2 separate regions of the Homo sapiens genome follow, and region 2 is linked to region 1. The links are chromatin contacts, found by Hi-C or POLR2A ChIA-PET in ENCODE. All regions are on one chromosome and are shown on one strand. Each heading gives the region's core, a stretch centred on a gene start or an enhancer-like site at or near the end of the contact. The rest is flanking DNA. Distances are from core to core; before and after follow the strand shown. Region 1 overlaps LOC124900817 (a long non-coding RNA gene). Region 2 has its middle 52 kb from the start of WDR17.

Region 1 (6,847 bases), core at 1,526-4,025:
TTGACTTTCTGGCTTTGATTCAATAATCTATTATCTCATTTTGAAATGAAATAAGTCTGGTAACAAATAGTCATTGTATCATGTGTTATGCAGGCACAATCAAAGAAAGATATGTTCATTTACCTACCACATCACCTGGCAAAACAAAATACTGAAGCAAGATAGATTGTACTATTGTTTTTACTCATTAAGCTTCATTCTATACTAAGTGTCTGTGCATCCAGGTTTTAGGAAGTGCAGACTTTGTCTGAGAATGTTACTTAGATACAAGGTGATTTCCTTTACATTATGGCACACCCTAGAAAACCATGACGCTTTGGAAAATGCTTACCTATAAGTTGCAGGAGTAAAATTTACTCTTTTTTTTTTTTTTCAAAAATAAAGACAGATATACACTGAAAAGTTGCAGGAGTAAGATTTACTCTTTTTTTTTTTCAAAAAATAAAGATGGAAATACACTGAAATAAATTAAAATATTACAGTTTTTTTGTCTTTTACAAGACTCAAACTAATATAGCACACGAACAATCATGATGCCTGTATTTAAATAATGGATACTTTAGCAAATAATTTTAAAGTTAAAGCAAAGTTATTTCTATATCTCCGGCTTCCCATCACCTGCAAGATAAAGTCAGACCTCCTTCCTATGACATCGGTGCTTGTGTTTCTTTTCAACAACCCTTCTCAATATTTTTGCCCCTCTGGGCATGCAAAGCACTCCAAACCCTCCATCCCGTGTCAGGCATCTTCTACGACAGGACTGGCTTCTACTGCCCCCCACTCAGAATCTAAGTCAGTTTTTAAGAAGAAACTGCCTTTCCTAAGGAAGAAAAGCATATGAGTGGAAGCAGAAGTAATTAAGAAATAGAAGTACATGTGGAGAAATAATTCGCATACGCTTTAGTTGGAAACTAAATGGCAAAACTCAAAGGCGTTTAATTTGATTTTAGCAAATTTTATTTTATGTCATTTTCTTAATCAGAAAAATTTGATACCTGGATATATAGTGTTATAAAAATCAAATTATGTAGCATAACCTAAGGCTTGGTGAACTCAGAGCGACTATTTTTCACATATATAGAAAACTGTTGCCTTTTTATGTATTGCAAATGTAGGTAGACAATTAAGTGTTCACCCCATGTATAGTTAGATTAGTTTGCTAAATTTAGTGTAAAATAATGTCACTTATTTGGAGATGATTGGGTTTTCCTGGTGGTAATTTTCAGTAAACTGTTAGACCAAGGTATAAGTCTAACCAGATGATTGGATTGACAGTGTTGAATCTCAGGCTTTTATTTTCTGGTAATGGTCTTGGAAATGAAGAATATTCCACAAATTCTGTCAGGAAAATTTGTAGCAGATTGATACCTTTACATGGCATGTTTTTATAATCATAGTCTCACACAGCTGCTATAAAAGTGAGGCAGCTCACCGTTTTATGTCTTTCTAGCCCATTTAAGCCATTTTCAAAACTCAAGTAACTGAATTTCATTCAAAATATACAATGTGTTACCAGAAAATCTTATTTATTCAGATATATTGTTGTATGACAACTTAGTAGGTGAGGATAGGCAAGCCTATATTTTCCATAAAAACCATTGAACAAAATAGAAAAGTAATTGATTTTTATTTTTGACTTTTACATTTAAGATAATTTATTTCACAGTCATTTAAGTTTTCATTGATACTTACCAGCTGAGAAAGCTGCCCCAAAGTAAGTGCTGCAAAGTTTTGCTACAGAAGTACTTCAATTAAATCCAACTAGACTTTATGGAGCAACTGTTTTGTGCTGAGCCCAGCGCAGGATACTCTGGAACAATACTAGAAAAATCACAAGCCTGGCTCCCACCCTCAAAGATTTGTTATCTAATTGGAAAGGCAAAAACATATATATGTAGCTGGGCATGGTGGCTCACACCTATAATCTCAGCACTTTGGGAGGCCGAGGTGGGCGGATCACCCGAGATCAGGAGTTCAAGACCAGCCTGGCCAACCTGGTGGAACCCCGTCTCTACTAAAAATACAAAAATTAGCTGGGTGTGGTGGTGGGTGTCTGTAATCCCAGCTACTCGAGTGGCTGAGGCAGGAGAATCGCTTGAACCCGGACAGCAGAGGTTGCAGTGAGCCACGATAGCCCCAGTGCAGTCCAGCCTAGGCAAAAATGAAATAAATTAAAAAATATATGTATATGTATACATATATATATGTGTGTGTGTGTGTGTGTGTGTGTGTGTGTGATTATATTTTATATGTTTTATGTATTCGGCACCACGTATGCTGCTGTAACATAAATTCATGTAATGCTATGCTTCAATGGAGGGTAAATGGACAGGAATTAATTTAAACCTGGGGGAATTGTTAACCGAAGAAAAGAGAGTTATGATTATTAAAAATATAAACCATAAAATAAAGTGCTCTATTTTTCAAAATTATAAGAGATTAGTCAAAACCAAAATAAAACTAGTCAAGAAAATGGCATGGCAGCTCCAGAAATTAAGAACATGCCACCAAAATAAATTTGTATATGTCAGCACATGAGGGTAAAATTATGGGTGTAATAAAATCATGCATTACTGATCTTGAGATGGGTAAATCTGAAAAATATATACGATCTTAACTATTAGGAGAAAGAAAGTTTATTGTGGAAAACAAAACACGGAGGATTGCATCATTTTACTATGCTATGATTTGCACTCATAAAACATGCTGAAAAAATGTTGCTTCTCTTAAAAATCCCTTTGTTTCCACCCACTAAGTAAGAATGTCATATTTCAGTGACTTTATTTGATGAGTCAGAATGAGATGTCCTATAAATGATTGTTTTTAGAAAAAGAGGCAAAAGAACACCCAGAGATCCTAGTTGTTTGGAGAATTGAAAAGATGTTATAGAAGGGAAAGAAATATATGGCCAAATACAGACTTATTAAATCAGAAAATTCAGAGTTTTCAACTTAGACTCATGGGTATAATAATAATAATGTCTATTATTATTCTCATATATATGATTCTAATATTCTATTACATATTTACTATTTTTTCTATAATATACAATTTATAAGATTTATGTCAGGAAATAATTTTAATGAATAATGAATTAATACATTTAATCCTAAATATTATTATATTAACATTGTATATTAATCTAGTTAATCAGTAATATATTATTTTATCATTATGAATGTATACTATCTACACTGTAACTCTCTGAGATAAGTCTTACACTTACCCCATTTACAGTGAGGGAATGAAGCCTAGAAATGAGAAGCGAAGTGCCCAAGGTTACACAGCTGGTGAGTGGTGGAGCTGGGATTGGAATCCAGGCAATCTGGCTCCAGAAAATGTGCTTTTAACACGTGCAGTCTCTCTCTCTGCACAGCAAACAGTCTCTGATAAAATGATCATTCTCACCAGCTTGCATCATGAAGTCAATGATACTCATGCCCTTCCTCTTACCGGAACTGTGGGCCCAACCCCGTTTATCACCAATTGACATCTATTTATTTTTCATATCTCAGGTCAAGTTTCATGTCAGGCATTCCCCAAACCCTGGTCTAAGCCTCTTTCCTCTGTTATATTTTACATAGTCAATTATTTTTCCTCAGAACACAGATCAGCTCATAGTAAGTCATGTGATCATTTGAATAATGTCTGTCTTCAACTCCAGATTCCATGATCCACTTGTGTAGCTCCTACCAACATAACTGTTACATAGTAGGAATCCCAAAGTATTTGTTCAATAAATCAATGGAAGAATAAATAAATAATACATAGATTAAACAGAGTAACTGAGCATACTTAAGTCCACTCATTCTTTAAAGTTTTGTAACTTTTCCAGGATGCTCTCTGTGGTTTCCCCAGTTGGAATCGATCATGTGGTCTCTCCTGAGCCCTCATTGCCCTTGTACCTGTATTTCCATTGTTCTCAGAGTCTGCTTTCTAGGACCTTTAATTCATCCATGTCCACCTCCCTTACAATAATATAAACCTCTGGAAGTCATGAGTGATGTCTTACTTGCCTTTCCGTTTTCCACAATGTCTACCTGGTATATTGAACACCAAAAATACTGAGATTTTTACTGAACTGAATTAGATAAGACTGAATTAGCATTACATGGTACCCTTCCTGTTTAATCTATCCCTTTTGGAGCCCAGACTTGGAAAGAGCTATGCTGGAGTGCCTAGAAAGAACTTTGTGCTTTGTTATAGCCAATTCAAAACAATGAAGTTCTGAATGTGCTTTGCCTGCACATGCTGTTCTACCATGTCAAATGTCCCATTTAACAGGGAAAATCTCTAAGGAAAAAGTGTTCAGATATGCAGACTAAATGCACTGTCTTATGTCTCTAAAATACAAACCACATGCTTTTTATGTTCTAACAGACTCTGGACTCCATCAGCAACTTTCAATACAGTGAACTTACAGTACCCTCAGTTTTGGAATTTAAAATTCATTGTTGCTCATATGCATGTCTTGATCCATACTAGGATTTCTGCTTTCCCAGGAGCGATGAAGGGGTTTCATGATTAATCTACACCTTCTCACCTCATCCCTTTGTGGGTAAAAGCATCTGGGAGATAACCATTTAGTTGTGCCTGTAGCCTGTGGCCATGGAACAAAAGTACCATCTACTGTTCCGCTTGCAGGCAGAGGCCAAACCCACCCCCTGGGTCTCATTAGCACCCATGTCCTTAACAACTGGACCAACCCATCCACACTTAGTTTATTCTGCTATCCACACAAAATACCACGTTAGAACATAAGCTCCTTGAAATCCCAAAAGGAGGCTGGAAATGATTGGCAGACCCTAATTGAAAACTACAATTTGAAATTATGGAATTAAGATAGCAAATGGTATGCCACATGCTGTTAAAAGTAGTGTTTTCAAAAGATAACTTCTTTTTCATTTTAATATCTAATTGCATAACATCAAAAATGAAAGTGGCTTGGTCATTGAATGCCTACTATCCAAGGAGCCAAGGACCACAGCCTGCACTAAGTCCCTTGTTGTTTCAGAGCCTTTTGGATGGAATCCACTGGTGGATTCGTCCTCAAGTGCTATGACAGAGAGAATTTCATCCCATTCATTTCATTGCGATCTGTGATCCCATATTCTTTTTTTTTTTTTAGATTTTTATTTATTTTTCTTCTCTATTACATTTTTTTTTATTATTATACTTTAAGTTCTGGGAAACATGTGCAGAATGTGCAGGCATAGGTATACACATGCCATGGTGGTTTGCTGCACCCATCAACCTATCATCTACATTAAGTATTTCTCCTAATGCTATCCCTCCCCTAGCCCCGATCCCCTTACAGGCCCTGGTGTGTGATGTTCACCTCTCTGTGTCCATGTGTTCTCATTGTTCAACTCTCACTTATGAGTGACAACATGCAGTGTTTGGTTTTCTGTTCTTATGTTAGTTTGCTGAGAATGGTGGTTTCCAGTTTTATCCATGTCCCTGCAAAGGAAATAAACTCATCCTTTTTCAAGGCTACATAGTATTCCATGGTATATATGTGCCACATTTTCTTTATCCAGTCTGTCATTGATGTGCATTTGGGTTGGTTCCAAGTCTTTGCTATTGTGAACAGTGCTGCAATAAACGTATGTGTGCATATATGTCTTTACAGTAGAATGATTTCTAATCCTTTGGGTATATACCCAGAAATTAGATTGCTGGGTCAAATGGTATTTCTGCTTCTAGATCCTTGAGGAATCACCACACTGTCTTCCACAATGGTTAAATTAATTTATACTCCTACCAGCAGCACAAAAGTATTCCTATTTCTCCACATCCTCTCCAGCATCTGTTGTTTCTTGTCTTTTTAATGATTGCCCTTCTAACTGGAGTGAAATGGTATCTCATTGTGGTTTTGATTTGCATTTCTCTAATGACCAGTGATGATGACCGTTTTTTCATGTTTGTTGGCTGCATAAATGTCTTCTTTTGAGAAGTGTCTGTTCATATCCTTTGCCCACTTTTTGATGGGGTTGTTTGTTTTTTTCTTGTAAATTTGTTTCAGTTCCTTGTAGATTCTGGATATTAGCCCTTTGTCAGATGAGTAGATTGCAAAAATTTTCTCCCATTCTGTAGGTTGCCTGTTCACTCTAATGATAGTTTCTTTTGCTGTGCAGAAGCTCTTTAGTTTAATTAGATCCCATTTGTCAATTTTGGCTTTTGTTGCCATTGCTTTTGGTGTTTTAGACATGAAGTCCTTGCCCATGCCTATGTCCTGAATGGTAATGCCTAGGTTTTCTTCTAGGGTTTTTATGGTTTTAGGTCTAACGTTTAAGTCTTTAATCCATCTTGAGTTAATGTTTGTGTAAGGGGTAAGGAAGGGGTCCAGTTTCCGCTTTCTGCATATGGCTAGCCAGTTTTCCCAACATCATGTATTAAATAGATCCTTTCCTCATGGCTTGTTTTTGTCAGGTTTGTCAAAGATCAGATGGTTGTAGATGTGTGGCATTATTTCTGAGGCCTCTCTTCTGTTCCATTGGTCTATATATCTGTTTTGATACTAGTACCATGCTGTTTTGGTTACTGTAGCCTTCTAGTATAGTTTGAAGTTAGGTAGCGTAACGCCTCCAGCTTTGTTCTTTTTGCTTAGGATTATCTTGGCTATATGGGCTCTTTTTTGGTTCCATATGAAATTTAAAGTAGTCTTTTTCTAATTCTGTGAAGAAAGTCAATGGTAGCTTGGTGGGGAGAGCATTGAATCTATAAATTACTTTGGGCAGTATGGCCATTTTCACAATATTGATTCTTCCTATCCATGAGCGTGAGTGTTTTCCCATTTTTTTGTGTCCTCTCTTATTTCCTTGAGCAGTTGTTTGTAGTTCTCTTT
Region 2 (6,776 bases), core at 2,259-4,758, 490 kb after region 1:
ACTTTAAATGTATAATCCTGTTTAATATTTAATCATTAAGATATGCTAAATAATAATAATTAAAATATGAGTCTTAAGTCACAGACTGGGAGAAAATATTTGCAAAAACTATTTGATAAATGACTGTTAGTCAAAATAAACAAAGAACTTTAAAAACTCAACCATAAGAAAAACAACCTGATTTACAAAAGGCAAAAGATTTGAACAGACACCTAATCAGAGATAATAATAATATATGAAATGAGAATATGAAAAGATGTTCCACATCGTTATGTCATTAGAGAATTGGAAATTAAAACAACAATGAGACAATTCTACACAACTGTGAGATGGCAAAAATCCAAAATACTGATAAGAATGTGGAGACACTGGAGCTTCTCACGCACTGCTAGTTGAAAGACAATTTGGCACTTTCTTATAAAACTAAACATGCTCTTACCATAAAATCCAGCAGTCTCACTCCCTGTTATTTACGTAAATAAGTTGAAAACTTATATGCACACAAAAACCTGCATACGGATGATTATAGCAGCTTTATTCATAATTGTCTAAACTTGGATGCAACCAAGATGTCCTTCAGTAGGTGAATGGATAAACTATGGTGCATTTAAACAATTAAATAGTATTTAGGACTGAAAAGAAATGAGCTATCTAGGCATGAAAAGACATGGAGGAACCATAAATACATATTACTAAGTGTAAGGAGCCAATACTGTATGATTTTAACTATAAGGCTACACAGTGTATGATTAAAACTATATAACATTCTGGAAAAGGCAAAACTATGGAGTTGGTAAAAGGATCTGTGGTTGCCAAGAGTTAGTGGGGAGGGAGGAAGGAATAAGTGGAGCACAGAAGATTTTTAGAGCAATGAAACTATTCTGCATACTATGATGGTGGGTACAAGTCATTTATGCACTTGTCCAAACCCATAGACCATGTAACACCAAGAGTGAACCACAGTGTAAGCCATGGACTTTGGAAGATAATGATGTGTCAATGTAGGTTCATTGATTGTAACTAATGAACTGTTTTTATGGGGAATGTTGATAGTGGAGGAGCCTATGCATGTGTTGGGTAGGGGGATATGGAAACTCTCCATATCTTCCATTCGGTTTTGCTGAGAACCTAAACTACTATTTTAAATAGTCTATAAAGTGCAAGAAAGAAAGAGACAGAGAGAGAGGAGAAAGAGAAGGAAAGAAAGAAGTAAAAGAAAGAAAGAAAGAAAGAAGAAAAAAGAAAAAAGAAAAAGAGAAACTTGCTTTCTCAACTGACAGTTGCAACCTCTACATTTGAAAATACTGACATGAACAAAATGAATCATCTATCTCATGGAAGGGAGGAATTTTCTCCAAAGAAAGGCAAAGCTTTAAATAAGAAATGAGAGTATGATGGAAGCTATCTTCCCCTCAGCTTTAAAAATCCTAATAATGTATACCTAAGTATATCTGATTGTGTCCTATGCAATGGAACATTTTTGTATAGTATCATGATGTCAGCTAAGTTGTGACGTCATTTTGAGACCAACCATTCAGAGTTTTTAAAAAAGAAATTATAAATTTTAGGCTGGGCACAGTGGCTCATGCTTGTAATCCCAACACTGGGAGGCCAAGGTGGGCAGATCACCTGAGGTTAGGAGTTTGAGACCAGCCTGACCAACATGGTGAAACCCCGTCTCTACCAAGAATACAAAATTAGCCGGGCATGTTGGGGCATGCCTGTAATCCCAGGCTACTCAGGAAGCTGAGAGAGGAGAATTGCTTGAACCCAGGAAGCAGAGGTTGCAGTGAGCTGAGATCACACTATTGCCCTCCAGCCTGGGCAACAAGAGCAAAACTCCGTCTCAAAAAAAAAAAAAAGAAAGAAAGAAAGAAAGAAAGAAAGAAATTATATATTTTAAATGTAGATACTATGAGCTCTTTAAAAGCCAAAGTTTATTGTAAGTTCCAAACTAGGAATGAAAAAGTCACTGAAACACTCTGCAGGTTTTAAATTCTAACGAGGTAAATATTGATCAATATAACTCAGATTAAAAGCTTTTTAGGAACACCTCAACCCCCCTCTTAAGAGAAATGTGTTCCAAAACCAAAATGTAAGAAAACCACTCTGGATTATCCTTACCAGTGATAGTTCATTTCTTGCTATAACCTGCATAAGGAGCTATTTTTATGAAATTCTAAGAACCTACAACTTCTGGGTCTAAACTTTGGTGCTTCCAGCTCAGGAAGCTGGTTTTCCATGACCTGAGAGACTTTGACCAAAGTTAACTTTTTATCTCTTTGGCTTTTTTTCTCTTTTGCTTGTTTTAAATTTTTCTTCTATACTGTTTTTTTCTGTTCCTCATTTTTTATTATTTTCTTACTTTCTTTTTTCTCACTGCCCTTTTTCATTTTTATTTTTCTCATTTTTATTATTCAGTCTTTTTCTCATTTTTCTTTTCTTAATTTCTCTCATTTTTTTGTTTAGTTATTGTTAATTTCTGGTACTTTTTATTTTTGTTTGGTGTTGTGTTTTGATTCCTCTCAATGACCAGTTCATTGGGTAGACTCTGGGCCTGAGTTTCTGTTGATGCGATTTGGACCAAGCTTCTCACCAGCTTTTCCCAATTGTAAGCTGACTTTGTGACAACTTGCCTATAAGCCCAACATGCTGCAGTGCCTCTCAGCCATCTCTATTCAGGAAGAGACCCATAATGGCAACGACTGGCTCCTTAGTCGACTGGCTCCATCAGTGGGGGTAACTTCACCAAGGTGAAATTGGTGTGGCACATTTTCACTGGGAAAGAGGTGGCTGCAAAGACCATCAGTAAGACTCAGCAGAACTCCCCCAGCCTCCTGTGACTGTTCCAGAAAAACCAAATCAAGAAGGCCTTGAATCAACCCACCATAGTGAAATTATCTGAAGTGATTGACATTAAGAAAATCCTCTACAGTATTGTGGAGTATGTTGGTGGAGGAGGGGGTGTTCCATTACCTGGTGGCTGATGGCAGCATGAAAGAGAAAAAAGCACAAGGCGAATTTTGCCATGAAGTGCCTATTGTGCAGTGTTACCACCAGAGGTGTATGGTCCTTAGAGACCTGTGGGCAGAACATCTGCACAGCTGACATTGTAGGCTAGCTTCACAACAAATTCACCTTTGGCAACAAGCTAGCTGCCCTCTGTGGCAGCCCTCTTTATATTGCCCCACAGCTCTTCCAGGGCCCAAAGTACAACAGCTGCTAGTGAATGAGTAAAGACTGGCAGTTATCCTCTATCGGCTGCTCAGTGTGCCCCTGCTGCCTTGTGATAGACAGAACTTCAAGGAGTTGCCAGAGTAGATATTGAGAAGAATATCTGGTATTTCTTGCTATATGCCCATGGAGTGTGAAAACCTGCTCAAGAAATTTCTTGTCCTCAACTCTCGCAGGAGAGGCACTTTAGAGGAAATCATGAAGCATCCGTGGATGAACATGGACCACGAGGAGGAACTGAAATCTAAACTCTTACATTGACCACTTCCTGCTTTTAAGAATCCCTGACAGACTGAGATAATGCCCATGGCTTATACGTGCGAAGAGATTCAGAGCTTGTTAATGGGTCAGAATTATGCCAAAGCAATGACCATCCATCTGCTCCTGGGCTACGAGAGATCTGAGATGGAGCACTACCCCATTATCCTCAAGCCTCGGCTTCAGCTCATCCCACCAACAGCTGTACTCCTTCCTCACTTGCAAGGTATAGCATGAGATCTCTGCCACCTCAAAGCGGCAGAGTTTCAATGAGCCTGCCATTCCCACCTTTAATTCTCACTCTAAGAATAGCAAAGACATGGAAGCAGCCTAGATGCTCATCAGTGGTGAATAGGTTAAATAAAATGTGCTACATATACACTAGAATACTATGCAGCCGCAAAAAATGAAATCATGTCCTTTACAGCAACATGGATACAGCTGGAGGCCATTATACTAGGCAAATTAATGCAGGAACAGAAGACCAAGTATCACATGTTGTCACTTGTAAGTGAGAGCTAAGCATTGGGTACACATGGACATAAAGATGGGTATAGTAGACAGGTACTAGACGGGAAAGGGCTGAAAAAAAATATATATATTATATATTTATATGTATAATGTTTATATATATAGTAGACATATATTAGAGGCAAAAGGGCTGAAAGCCATCTATTGGGTACTGTGCTCACTACCTGGACAACAGGATCATTCATAGCCCAGACCTCAGCATCACACAATATACCGGTGTAACACGCCTGCACATGTACTCCTGAATCTAAAATAAAAGTTGAATTTATTTAAAAAGTCCCCTTATGACCCCTTCTGTGGGGCACTGAACCACTTGTGATCTGCTGCTACCCAATCCATGAATCACTGAATATTCACATGAACTCATTAAATTTTTTCAAAAATGTAGTCAGAGTGCCACAAGAATTCAGTGGTCCGGGCAGAACCAGGAGTCAGAGTGGAAGGCCAGTGGCTCTGTGAAAGTGCCTGCTGGTCACCTAATCTGCCTAGAGGTGAAGACCACCTCCTTACAGCATAGCCCTCCAGTATGGCCCTGTGGCCTCCCTCTCTACCCACAATGCTGGCAGCATTGGTGGAGCCCAAGTTGAAACTGATTTCCTCCAGGGTCTCTCCTCCAGATGAAAATCCCTTCACTCTGGGCAGTTCGGAAAGGTGCACAACCAGCAAAATATGCTTGAGGATGAGACCCCCAGCCTCTTCTGATAACAGCCAGACCCTGCAGTGGGGCACTGGGAGGTTCCTCACCATTGATCTGCAGATATGTATGTTTCCAGTTGGCCAGAAACATAACAGCATAAAGCTGAAAGCAGTGCATATCAGACATAAAAAGATGGGCAGCAGAGGCAGGAGAGGCAGTGATAAAATCAAGAAAGAATGTCAGGAGTTCAAGCTGTGCTCCCTGGTTTTACCTGGAGAATGAAGACCATGAGCTCCGTGTAGCCCACCGAGATGCCAGAGATCAGCCAGGTGCCTGGTCAAGAGAGCTTTGTGCAGTGAAGAATGGAGGTGTCCAAACTCTTTCTGTGGGGTTCAAATTAAGATGATATTCAGCACCTTTGAGGCCTTCAAAAGCATTATCTCCAGAATAACTGGTAAGCCTGGGGAACTGCCAGTATTCATCAGAGAGACAAGAGGAGAGACCTCTGGCCCTAGTCATAGGCCTGGCACTCTGCCCCACCTGGTGAAACTTTAGAGACTGGACTGCTTCGAGAACATGGTTCTGTAAATATAAAACACACACACACCCACACACACACACACACACACACACACACAATTTAAAACAACATATGCTAATTATTGCATTTAAATGTTAAGGAAAACCACTCTGCTTTATTGCTATAGCTGTCACAAGACACTTACCTACAGCTTTGCAACGGGGAGGCTCAAAACCCTTCAAAATTCTCTTGTGACTCAACTGCAAACCACAAAAGAAAATCACTTTCCTCAAGGGAAACCAAAGCCCAGTGAGGCCATCCTAGGAATAGAACAAAAATTAATGAATTGTAAAGGAGACTGCATTTGGAAGCTGTTGTGTTGGTGTTTCTGGCTGGGAAAATAAGGCCTGAGGGTACTATCTGTACAATATATATTTTGTGAAACAACCACTTCAGTCTTTGTAAAACTGAAACAAATGAGCAAAAACGAATCCAAACCAAAACAAAAAGCAAACACAAAAAAGATCTGAGTCTTGTAGATGGAACCTCCACTCCCTGGAAAATCAGCCTGATCTCCCCATCTTTTTTATCATTGGTTACCCTGCTCAAGGATCCATGGTTTCCTCTTGGTCCTTACTCGTATATAAATTATGAAAATTTATGCTTCATATTTATGGTATACATCGACTGTTTTCATTTATTCCCTTCAGCAATTTTCATAGTTGCAGCTAACATTTTTATAACTGTTTAAAATTTTCAGCCTTTCTAATGCATTATCTTATTTAAATTGGACTTTGACATTTTTTTCTTTCTTTGCAATCCATATAATCACTGTGGTGTACTGTAGTATCCTTATTAATAATTCTTCCAGCACCTGTCTTCAAAGACTTGCCTCAATAGCAGGAACTGTCACTTCTGCTGAACTTTACAAACCTAATCTTTAGTCTTTCCCTGGATCTCTCTGCACTCCAAATTTCTCAGCCTCTGAAATATTAAGGTCTAATACAGCAATAGCTGAACAACAACTTCTGTCTATCCCCATCTTTCAAGCTTTATTTACGCCAAATCTGCTCTTAAACTTCCTTTATCTTTTCAGTACTGTGTCCCCTTCTTCTCTCACAGTCCATAGCTACTGTCCTGGGGTCTTCTTTCTTCCTGTTCTAATTTAGACCCAAGATGAATTAACTCATTTTGTAGTTTTTGCCATCAGCCTTACCTCCTTCTTCTTCCTACCGCTCTACCATTACACTCACAAATGCTCTCAGTTTTCTTTAAATTCAGCTTTCTGTTTTATCCTCTCCTATAGTCAAGTTATAGATTGGTGTCTCTATAAATTTAGATTCAGTCTCTGCTTGGACTTCAATGTTACTTGATGTTTCTTTATTATACCGTGGTCACCTCCCTCTCCTCTTCACTACAGCAGCTGTAACAAACTTCATTAATTTTCTTAAGTGGAGCTGCAGCCCCAATTTGTTCTCTCTCAGCACATCTCCTTCCTAGTACATACCTACGGAATACTGAGGTTATCAGGCCTCCATGAGGTCCTGAGGTTATCAGCCCTCTGCTCCAAAGCTCCATACTGAAATAAAAATCTTT

Evidence for each region. A loop is a pair of places that touch in the nucleus more often than their neighbours do. ChIA-PET counts read pairs that join two places held with the same protein, here RNA polymerase II (POLR2A). Pooled maps may share reads with other maps.
Region 2: a loop to region 1 is called in a pooled map, with 2.4 times the contacts of the local background. The contact joins two enhancer-like sites. A Hi-C loop is called at or near these places in 2 of 37 single-sample maps with no recorded cell type and 4 of 50 pooled maps. POLR2A ChIA-PET finds 5 or more read pairs at or near these places in 1 of 52 experiments (CD4-positive, alpha-beta T cell).

Annotation. Positions count from the first base shown.
Region 1 is chr4:176,495,604-176,502,450 of GRCh38, reverse strand. All of the region lies in intron 2 of LOC124900817 (a long non-coding RNA gene), which reads right to left. Among named protein-coding and RNA genes, the nearest start is that of HAFML, 160 kb to the left of the region's middle. Within about 2 kb of position 2,775, at least 2 of the 41 ENCODE cell types and tissues checked have a DNase peak (open chromatin) inside an H3K27ac peak, as active enhancers do.
Region 2 is chr4:176,010,368-176,017,143 of GRCh38, reverse strand. It overlaps the pseudogene MARK2P4. Among named protein-coding and RNA genes, the nearest start is that of WDR17, 52 kb to the left of the region's middle. Within about 2 kb of position 3,508, at least 2 of the 41 ENCODE cell types and tissues checked have a DNase peak (open chromatin) inside an H3K27ac peak, as active enhancers do.